Regions from separate parts of the Homo sapiens genome. Here region 1 is linked to region 2. A link is a loop called in an ENCODE intact Hi-C map of the cell type or tissue named here. Cell type or tissue: GM12878. All regions are shown on one strand. Links, peaks and the distances in the headings refer to the core of each region. The heading gives the core; the rest is flanking DNA.

Region 1 (4,404 bases), core at 231-4,230, 370 kb after region 2:
GTTTCAATTTTCTGCATATGGCTAGCCGGTTCTCCCAGCATCATTTATTAAATAGGGAATCTTTTTCCCCATTGTTTGTTTTTGTCAGGTTTGTCAGAGATCAGATGGTCGTAGGTATGTGGTCTTATTTCTGAGTTCTCCATTCTGTTCCATTGGTCTATGTGTCTGTTCTTGTACCAGTACCATGCTTTTTTGATTACTATAGCCTTGTAGTATAGTTTGAAGTTGGATAATGTGATGCTTCCAGCTTTGTTCTTTTTACTTAGGATTGTCTTAGCTATTCCATCTCTTTTTTTGGTTCTGTATGAATTTTAAAATTTTTTTCTAATTCTGTGAAGAATGTCAATGGTAGTTTAATGGGAATAGCATTGAATCTGTAAATTACTTTGGGCAGTATGGCCATTTTCGCGATATTGATTCTTCTTATCCATGAGCATGGAATGTTTTTCCATTTGTTTGTGTTCTCTCTGATTGCTTTGAGCAGTGGTTTGTTGTTCTCTTGAAGAGGTCCTTCACTTCCTTTGTTAGCTGTATTCCTGGGTATTTTATTCTTTTTGTAGCAATTGTGAATGAGAGTTCATTCATGATTTGGCTCTCTGCTTGCCTGCTGTTGGTGTATAGGAATGCTAGCAATTTTTGCACAATGATTTTGTCTCCTGAGATTTTGCTGAAGCTGCTTATCCTAGCTTAAGAAGCTTTTGGGCTGGACAATGGGGTTTTCTAGATATAGGATCATGTCAACTGCAAACAAAGATAATTTGACTTTCTCTCTTCCTATTTGAATACCTTTATTTCTTTACCTTGCCTGATTGCTCTGGCGAAAACTTCCAATACTATGTTGAATAGGAGTGGTGAGAGAGCATATCCTTGTCTTGTGCCAGTTTTCAGGGGGAATGCTTCCAGCTTTTGCCCATTCAGTATGATATTGGCTGTGGGTTTGCCATATACATCTCTTACTATTTTGAGGTATGTTCCTTCAATACCTAGTTTGAGTTTTTAACAAAAGGGATGCTGAATTTTATCAAATGCCTTATCCGCGTCTATGGAGATAATCTTGCAGTTTTTGTCTTTAGTTCTGTTTATGTGATAAATCACATTTATTGATTTGTGTATGTTGAACCAACCTTGCATCCTAGGGATGAAAGCCAACTTGTGGCAGATAAGCTTTTTGATGTGCAAACTGGAGTTTGCCAGTGTTTTATTGAGAATTTTTGCATCGATGTTCATCAAGGATATTGGCCTGAAGTTTTTTTTTTTTTTTTTTTTTTGAGGCAGAGTCTCACTCTGTCAGTCACCCAGGCTGGAGTGCAGTGGCACGATCTCAGCTCACCACAACCTCTGCCTCCCGGGTTCAAGCAATTCTCCTGCCCCAGCCTCCCAAGTAGGTGGGATTACAGGTGCCTGCCACATGCCTGGCTAATTTTTTGTATTTTTAGTAGAGACAGGGTTTCACCATGTCTCTACCGGGCAGGCTGGTCTTGAACTCCTGACTTCAGGTGATCCACCCGCCTTGGGCTCCCAAAGTGCTGGGATTACAGGCATGAGCCATCATCCACAGCCTCTTTTTTTTTTTTTTTTTTTTTTTTGGTATCTCTGCCAGGTTTTGGTATCAGATGATGCTGGCCTCATAGAATTAGTTAGGGAGGAGTCTCTCCTTTTCAATTATTTGGAATAATTTTAGCAGACATTGTACCAGCTCTTCTTTATACTCTGGTAGAATTCAGCTGTGAATCCATCTGGTCCTGGGCTCTTTTTGGTTGGTAAGTTTTTTATTACTGCCTCAATTTCAGAACTTGTTATTGGTCTATTCAGGGATTCAATTTCTTCCTGGCTCAGTCTTGGGAGGGTATATGTGTCCAGAAATTTATCCATTTTTTCTACATTTTCTAGTTTATTTGCATAGAGGTGTTCATAGTATTCTCTGATGGTTGTTTGTATTTCTATGGGGTCAGCGGTACTATCCCCCTTATCATTTTTCATTGTGTTTATTTGACTCTTCTCTCTTTTCTTATTTGTTAGTCTAGCTAGTTGTCTATTTTATTAATTTTTTCAAAAAACAGCTCCTGGATTCGTTGATTTTTTTAAGGATTTTTTGTGTCTCTATCTCCTTCAGTTCAGCTCTGATCTTGGTTATTTCTTATCTTCTGCTAGCTTTGGGGTTTATTTGCTCTTGGTTCTCTAAGTTCTTTTAGTTAAGATGTTAGGTTATCAACTTGAGCTCTGTCCAGCTGTTTGATGTGGGCATTTAGTGCTATAAATTTCCCTCTTAACACTACTTTAGCTGCGTCCCAGAGATTCTGGTACATTCTCTCTTTTTCTCATTAGTTTCAAAGAACTTCTTGATTTCTGCCTTAATTTCATTATTTACCCAAGAGTCATTCTGGAAAAGGTTGTTCAATTTCCATGTAGTTGTGTGGTTTTGACTGAATTTCCTAATCTTGAATTCTAATTTAATTGCACTGTGGTCTGAGAGACTGTTTGTTATGATTTCAGTTCTTTTGCATTTACTGAGGAGTGTTTTACTTCCGATTATGTGATCGATTTTAGAGTAAGTGACATGTGGCAATGAGAAAAATGTACATTCTGTTGTTTTGGGATAGAAAGTTCTGTAGATATCTATCAGGTCTACTTGATCCAGAGCTGAATTCCGGTCCTGAATATCTTTGTTAATTTTCTGAAAGACAAAACTTTTATACTAAGAAGTTCTATACCTGGGCAAAAGCATTGCCATTCATTGAGCACTGCCCATATGACATGCTTTATATGAAATATTGATGATCCCTACAGCACTCTTCAGGGTGAATATTATTATCCCCTACTATTATATTATTTCTCTAAGGCCTAGAAGTGGGATTTGAATCCAGGACTGTCTGACTCCTGCCTGTTTATTTTTCTAATCCTCCACACTGCTCCTCTGGACTCAGCCATGCCTACTTCAGTTGAGTTTCACAAGAGGCTTTCACATAGTTTTTAAAATAAGGTTTGAAATTTGAAACAGACTTTTAAAAAATATACATATTTCAATTACTGTTTATAAGACCATCTCATCTTCTTGAGCCTTGCGCAAATTGTTTTTCCATGCTGATCCTCAAAAAAATTAAAAAGAATAAAGAAAAGCTGGCAAACACATTTGCTGGCCAAGATTGAGATTTATAGCCTAATAGTCTATTAAGTAGGAAAAAAGATACAACATCTCTTTTAGAAATGCCAACATCTACATTTCTTTCATCTTCCTACTGTTGGGCATCATAGTGTATGCCAGATGTACTGGTGACTGTAGAAGTAGACCGAAGAGTCCAATACTCATTCCAGCAACAGGATCTTGAGGAGTCTTCATTTCAGAGAAAACAGTATTTTTTTCCCCAATTGCTTTGGCATTTTCCTATCAGGAGAAACCAAGAAGAAAATACAAGATTGATAGTCATTAGATCTAGAGCATCAATAAAGAACAAAGTAAAAAGTGGTAAATTAAATTAAATGATGACTAAAGTGAATTGGGTCTAGTGTAACCGGTGTGAAATACTACTGGATGCTGTACTTTCAGTAGGGTGTTTTACTCAGAGCAAAAGACATTTATTGTTGAGACAGATAATGAAAGTATAAGAACTATAGAAATAACTAGGGGAAAATGTAGCAAAGATAAAGAGAACAAGAGACCAATGCTGCTTTTGAAGGGTCAGCTTTTTAAAACCTGTATTCTGGCTTCCTTTGTAATTAGTGCTCTTTATTTAGACTAAGGCAATCTGAGTCACTCTAGACTCCAGCAGGCTTGTTGTAGCTCCTAACATTACATTTTAAGTTACAGAGCATAAAGAATTAAGAATTCTAAAACATAAAAGTTTATTTTGACCCTAAACTGAAGTTTATTTTAATTAAAACTAATTTAAGATGTAGCTTGAGTTATATAGAAATTAGTAATAGTATGTCTTCTAGCCTCTAATAATTTTTCTTAAATAGACTTACGGAAGTGGTAAGTTTCCACTCTCTCTGGAAGGAACTCGATCTCTTTCAAAGAAGAAGTGCTACATCACCCTAACTTACTTTTATTGTTTCTTAATGCATATATGAGATCTACCATTGTAATAATGTTACTGGTTTTAAAAATCAACCCAATTATTCTCCCACTGCCTCCCTCTAACACACTAGTTGTTTGAAGGCATCTTTGTTAGATTTTGCATGAATTGGGTTTTTACTTTAACTATAAAATTGATTTTCTTTGAATTCTAACATGCTAATAAAAATCTTTTAATTAGCTTTCCTTTGCAATGTCAATATCTATTCTATTCATGTGGTTCCCTCTAGTGGTTAATATAACATGAAAATTCTGTTCTTTCTTCTCAAAAAATACAGGTTTGCTTGTTTTCCTTAACAAATGTTATACAACTAGGCTCTTTTTCAAGAATA
Region 2 (4,404 bases), core at 311-4,310:
CTCTCCAAGTTTTTGTTCGTTTCAGTTTAAACTAAGAAAATATGACTGATTTGCTCTTAACACATGTACCTCAGGAGGAAATATTTCTTCAGGGAGTGTTTTGAATGAGCAAGAGCACATTCTAGTCCTGACTCTCCTAGTACATGGTTAAATGACCTCTTCCGGCAAGGCGTTTTCCTTAACAGCAAGACCAGATTAAATCAGAGATTTGACATGACGAAAGATACAAATGTCACAGCCCTCCTGTAACCTGTAACCCAGGGATGGCAGTGGCCATGGAAAGAATCCTAAAGCAACAAAATAGTGCCAAGCCACATGCTCCTTCAGCCTTCACCTCTGCTTATTTTTTTCCCCTTTCTGAGCTATTTAATCTTTTTCTCTTTTCTTCCTGTCTTCCTACTACCAACAGTACCCCCACCTGTCTGGAATACCTGTTTGGTATTCAACTGATGGGGTAAGTTTATTAATGTAGTTTCTGTTTTTTACCCACTATGCAGTAAGATGGATTATATCGCATCACCACCTAAAATTACAACTTCTGCTCTTCAGAAACAGTAACTTTGGCATGAAGACAACAAAGAATTTAAAATAAATATATAAGTAAAAAACATCATAACAGCCAAATATCCATCTGAAACAATAATTCACTACATTTCAAAATTAACAATTTAAGATTAATGTTCTATTTAAAATATGAACATTAAATGATAAACTTAGCTAATTAAAAGATATTATAAATATAAATATTATAGGTTATGGTTTCAATTAACATTATGAACAAATAAAGCTTTATTCAACACACAGATTAAGATACATGAATGTCCACTAACTTCTCTGGAAATAATTTTTGCAGTTGGTACATCACAAACATCGGACAATGCAACAAAATCACCAAATGAAGACATCCTATCAGCCCCTGTAAATAAAATTAAAATGAGGTATTTATCACAAAGTATCCTGATACAGAAAAAGTAATAAAATTCTCCACTGTCATATAAAATTCATTACTCTAAAGCTAATCTTACTGTTTACATAAGATTTTAACAGATCAATAAGTCATTTAACTGAAGTAACCAGTAAGAAAGTATTCTTTAATTTTACCCTCTAGAGTGACACTCAGAAAACTTTTTCTGTGAAGGACCAATTTATATATACTATATTCACAAAAACAGGGTGGCAGGCTGGATTCAGCTGAAGTTGCTGACCACTGCTGTAGATGATAAACTATGGTAATAGTTTCTCAAGAACTTTCAGAAATACTAAAGGGATATTCATGGGTTATTAAATTCAACAAGTAAATGTCTCTGATAAAACATGACTCTAACCAAATGTAGTAAAGTTAGAAGAGCCATAAATCACGCCTGTAATCCCAGCCCTCTGGGAGGCTGAGGCAGGTGAATCACTTGAGGTCAGGAGCTCAAGACCAGCCTGGCCAACATGGTGAAACCATGTCTCTACTAAAAATACAAAAAAATTAGCCAGGTGTGGTGGCACGCACCTGTAATCCCAGCTACTCAGGACGCTGAGGCAGGAGAATCGCTTGAACCCAGGAGGTGGAGGTTGCAGTGAGCTGAGATGGCGCCACTGCACTCCAGCCTGGGCAACAGAGCAAGAAGCTGTCTCAAAAAAAAAAAAAAAAAAAAAAGAATAGCTTTTTGTAATTTCAATTTTGGTCACATATTAAACAATAACAAATGCATTCAATAGCCTAAATTAGCAAAATTACATTGACCAAATTCCAATTGTGTTTCCATTTATTACACTAAAATACTAACAAATACTTTTTTTTTTTTGAGACGGAGTATCGCTCTGTCACCCAGGCTGGAGTGCACTGGCGCTATCTTGGCTCACTGCAAGTTCCACCTGCCGGGTTCACACCATTCTCCTGCCTCAGCCTCCTGAGTACCTGGGACTACAGGTACCCCCCACCACGCCCAGCTAATTTTTTGTATTTTTAGTAGAGACGGGGTTTCACCGTGTTAGCCAGGATGGTCTCGATCTCCTGACCTCGTGATCTGCCCGCCTCAGCCTCCCAAAGTCCTGGTACTACAGGCGTGAGACATTGCGCCCGGCCTAAAATACTAACATACACTTTTATAAAGAAATGTATTTTGAGGTACTCACAGAATCAATCTCAAATATTAATAAAACAAATTAAATAGGAAATCCTATAATGAAACAAAGGGTATTTTACTTTAATCAAACTATATTATATAGAATAACTGTATATTTACATAGAGATAGAAGTCCTTAATTTCATCTATATATTATACAGAATATCTATATATTTTTTCTTTATTCTATCCTCTTTATTCTATTTAGGATAAAATATTGCTTTTTCTTTCTCCCCCAAATCAAAAAGCCCTATGAGTCTGACCTCTTGCTCTTGCATATGCCGCTGAGATGGGTGTGAGGGTTTTATAGAGATCATAAACCATGCAGACTTTGGCCTCATCTTCACTGAGTGGAATTCCAACAGCAGCACCTGGTTAGAAAATAGTAAAATCATAAACAAAGAAAGCTAAAGTTACTACCTGTCAACTCCTAAATCAAGACAGTTTTCTTAACACCCAGTCTACGCAGCACATTTTCTAGTGCCTGTGCTAAATTAAACAGAAATCTATTTAGCCAGATAATTATACACTAAAAATATGGTTGTGGGAGCAGTGTGAGGGAAATCTCCTCTCTGCCCTCCAAAACCACAGAGCCACTGAAGCCTGACAGTACCCAGCGTGTAGGTGAAGCTCGTTTACTTCATTACTGACTCACTCTTTCTCTCTGTTCTGCTTGATATCACTTTGATATCACACATCATTTATTTCTTCCCCACTCACATCACTTTAACACCCAATAAACACCTGAGAACAAATCATGTGCTGGAGGACTGTCAGCAAGATGTGGTGTACAGACAACTCAATTGCGGAGTTCATGATTTAAACACAGAAGCAAAGTATCTCATACAACGACTATAAGAAGTTTCAGATAAAGAGTCCAAAGAAGAACTTCTTTATGTTTACTCCATTACATTTTCAAAGATGTGGCACAAGACTTAGTCTATTGCATTAGGACATTTCACTTTTATTTTCTAAACTTTTATGGTTCCACCCCACAAACAAATTCCTGCCTCATTTTCCTGACAATATTACACAATTCTGTGTGTGTGTGTGTATCAGATTTTATATTATTACATTGATACTGTTATCAACAGATGACTTTCAGATTTCATAGCATGTCTATATTCACATTAGAACTTGTTAATATTCAAAAAAATTTAAGAAGAAATGCCTTTCGAACAATTCTGGAGCTTTCCAGAGCACAGAGCTTTACCTGCTGGGCTGACATGTTTGAAAGAGGCAGCGGCTGGAATACCTAAAGCCTCCTTGAGTTCCTTCACCAGCTGCCAGGCGTTCAAAGCATCGCACAAGTTTATAAATCCAGGGGCTCCATTTAGAACTAAATGTAAAAATATACATGCACATTACTAAGCAGGATCAGTAAGGTCAGATGTATGCACACTTCTCAAAAAAATAACATGACTAAACAAATGTTTTAAGTATAATTAAGAGCCAAACAGATACACACAAACATAAAATCTTGATGATAAAGAACAAAGCAACTGAGCCTGAGCCCATCTTTAAAAAAAATGCACATGTACATGAACACACACACACACACACACACACACACACACACACACACACACGACTGGAGGACCAGAACCAGCCAGTCTAGAAATAAATCCACAATAAGAGATTTAGGGATGGGAGAAACTATGACAAGACTAGTGATCAGTCAGGAATTCATGTAAATACAGAACTAAGATTAAACAATTGAGGTAATCACAGAGACAGTACAAAATTAAAGTTATAAACCCTATCGATGTAAGAAATTATATTACAAGCTAAAGCAACAGCTGTGGGTGGAAGAAGAGAAGAAATAATGTGTTTTTTCTTTCTTCTTTGATGGCAAACTCAACAGACTCTGCCTAAAGCAGAACTGTAGTTAAAAGGAGACTGCAACTTCAGAGTTTTCCATTACCTAGTTTCTCAACACTGGCAGATTTTTTTAGGAGCTAGTATCTCTTGTGAATAAACATAAGAAGTTCAGCACACAGAAAGAAATGGTGGGCCAGCACTAATTAAAAACAAAAATGAGCCGGGTACAATGGCTCACCCCCATGACCCCAGCACTTTGGGAGGCCGAGGTGGGTGGATCACAAGGTCAGGAGTTCGAGATCAGCCTGGTCAACATGGTGAAACCCCCGTCTCTACTAAAAACACAAAAATTAGCTGGGTGTGGTGGCGGGCGCATGTAATCCCAGCTACTAGGGAGGCTGAGGCAGGAGAATCGCTTGAACCTGGAAGGTGGAGGTTGTAGTGAGCCGAAACCGCGCCACTGCACTCC

Evidence for each region. A loop is a pair of places that touch in the nucleus more often than their neighbours do. Peaks named below come from ENCODE experiments on the same cell type or tissue, not always from the same donor. Only the 100,000 strongest peaks of a DNase experiment are listed, where the experiment ranks them.
Region 1: it touches region 2 in a loop (4-fold over the local background); 1 of 110 quality-filtered maps calls a loop at or near these places.

Annotation. Positions count from the first base shown.
Region 1 is chr2:214,960,788-214,965,191 of GRCh38, reverse strand. The region is part of intron 39 of ABCA12 (ATP binding cassette subfamily A member 12); the gene reads left to right. SNHG31 (small nucleolar RNA host gene 31) reads right to left here. Exons shown (of 4, transcript NR_110292.1): 4 at 1,587-3,382. Among named protein-coding and RNA genes, the nearest start is that of SNORA70I, 120 kb to the right of the region's middle. In GM12878, for the core only: no CTCF peak of the experiment used is centred there; no DNase peak of the experiment used is centred there; H3K27ac peaks cover 680 bases.
Region 2 is chr2:215,331,431-215,335,834 of GRCh38, reverse strand. ATIC (5-aminoimidazole-4-carboxamide ribonucleotide formyltransferase/IMP cyclohydrolase) reads right to left here. Exons shown (of 16, transcript NM_004044.7): 8 at 3,328-3,453; 9 at 2,378-2,485; 10 at 831-916. Among named protein-coding and RNA genes, the nearest start is that of ATIC, 22 kb to the right of the region's middle. In GM12878, for the core only: no CTCF peak of the experiment used is centred there; a DNase peak (open chromatin) is centred at 2,744.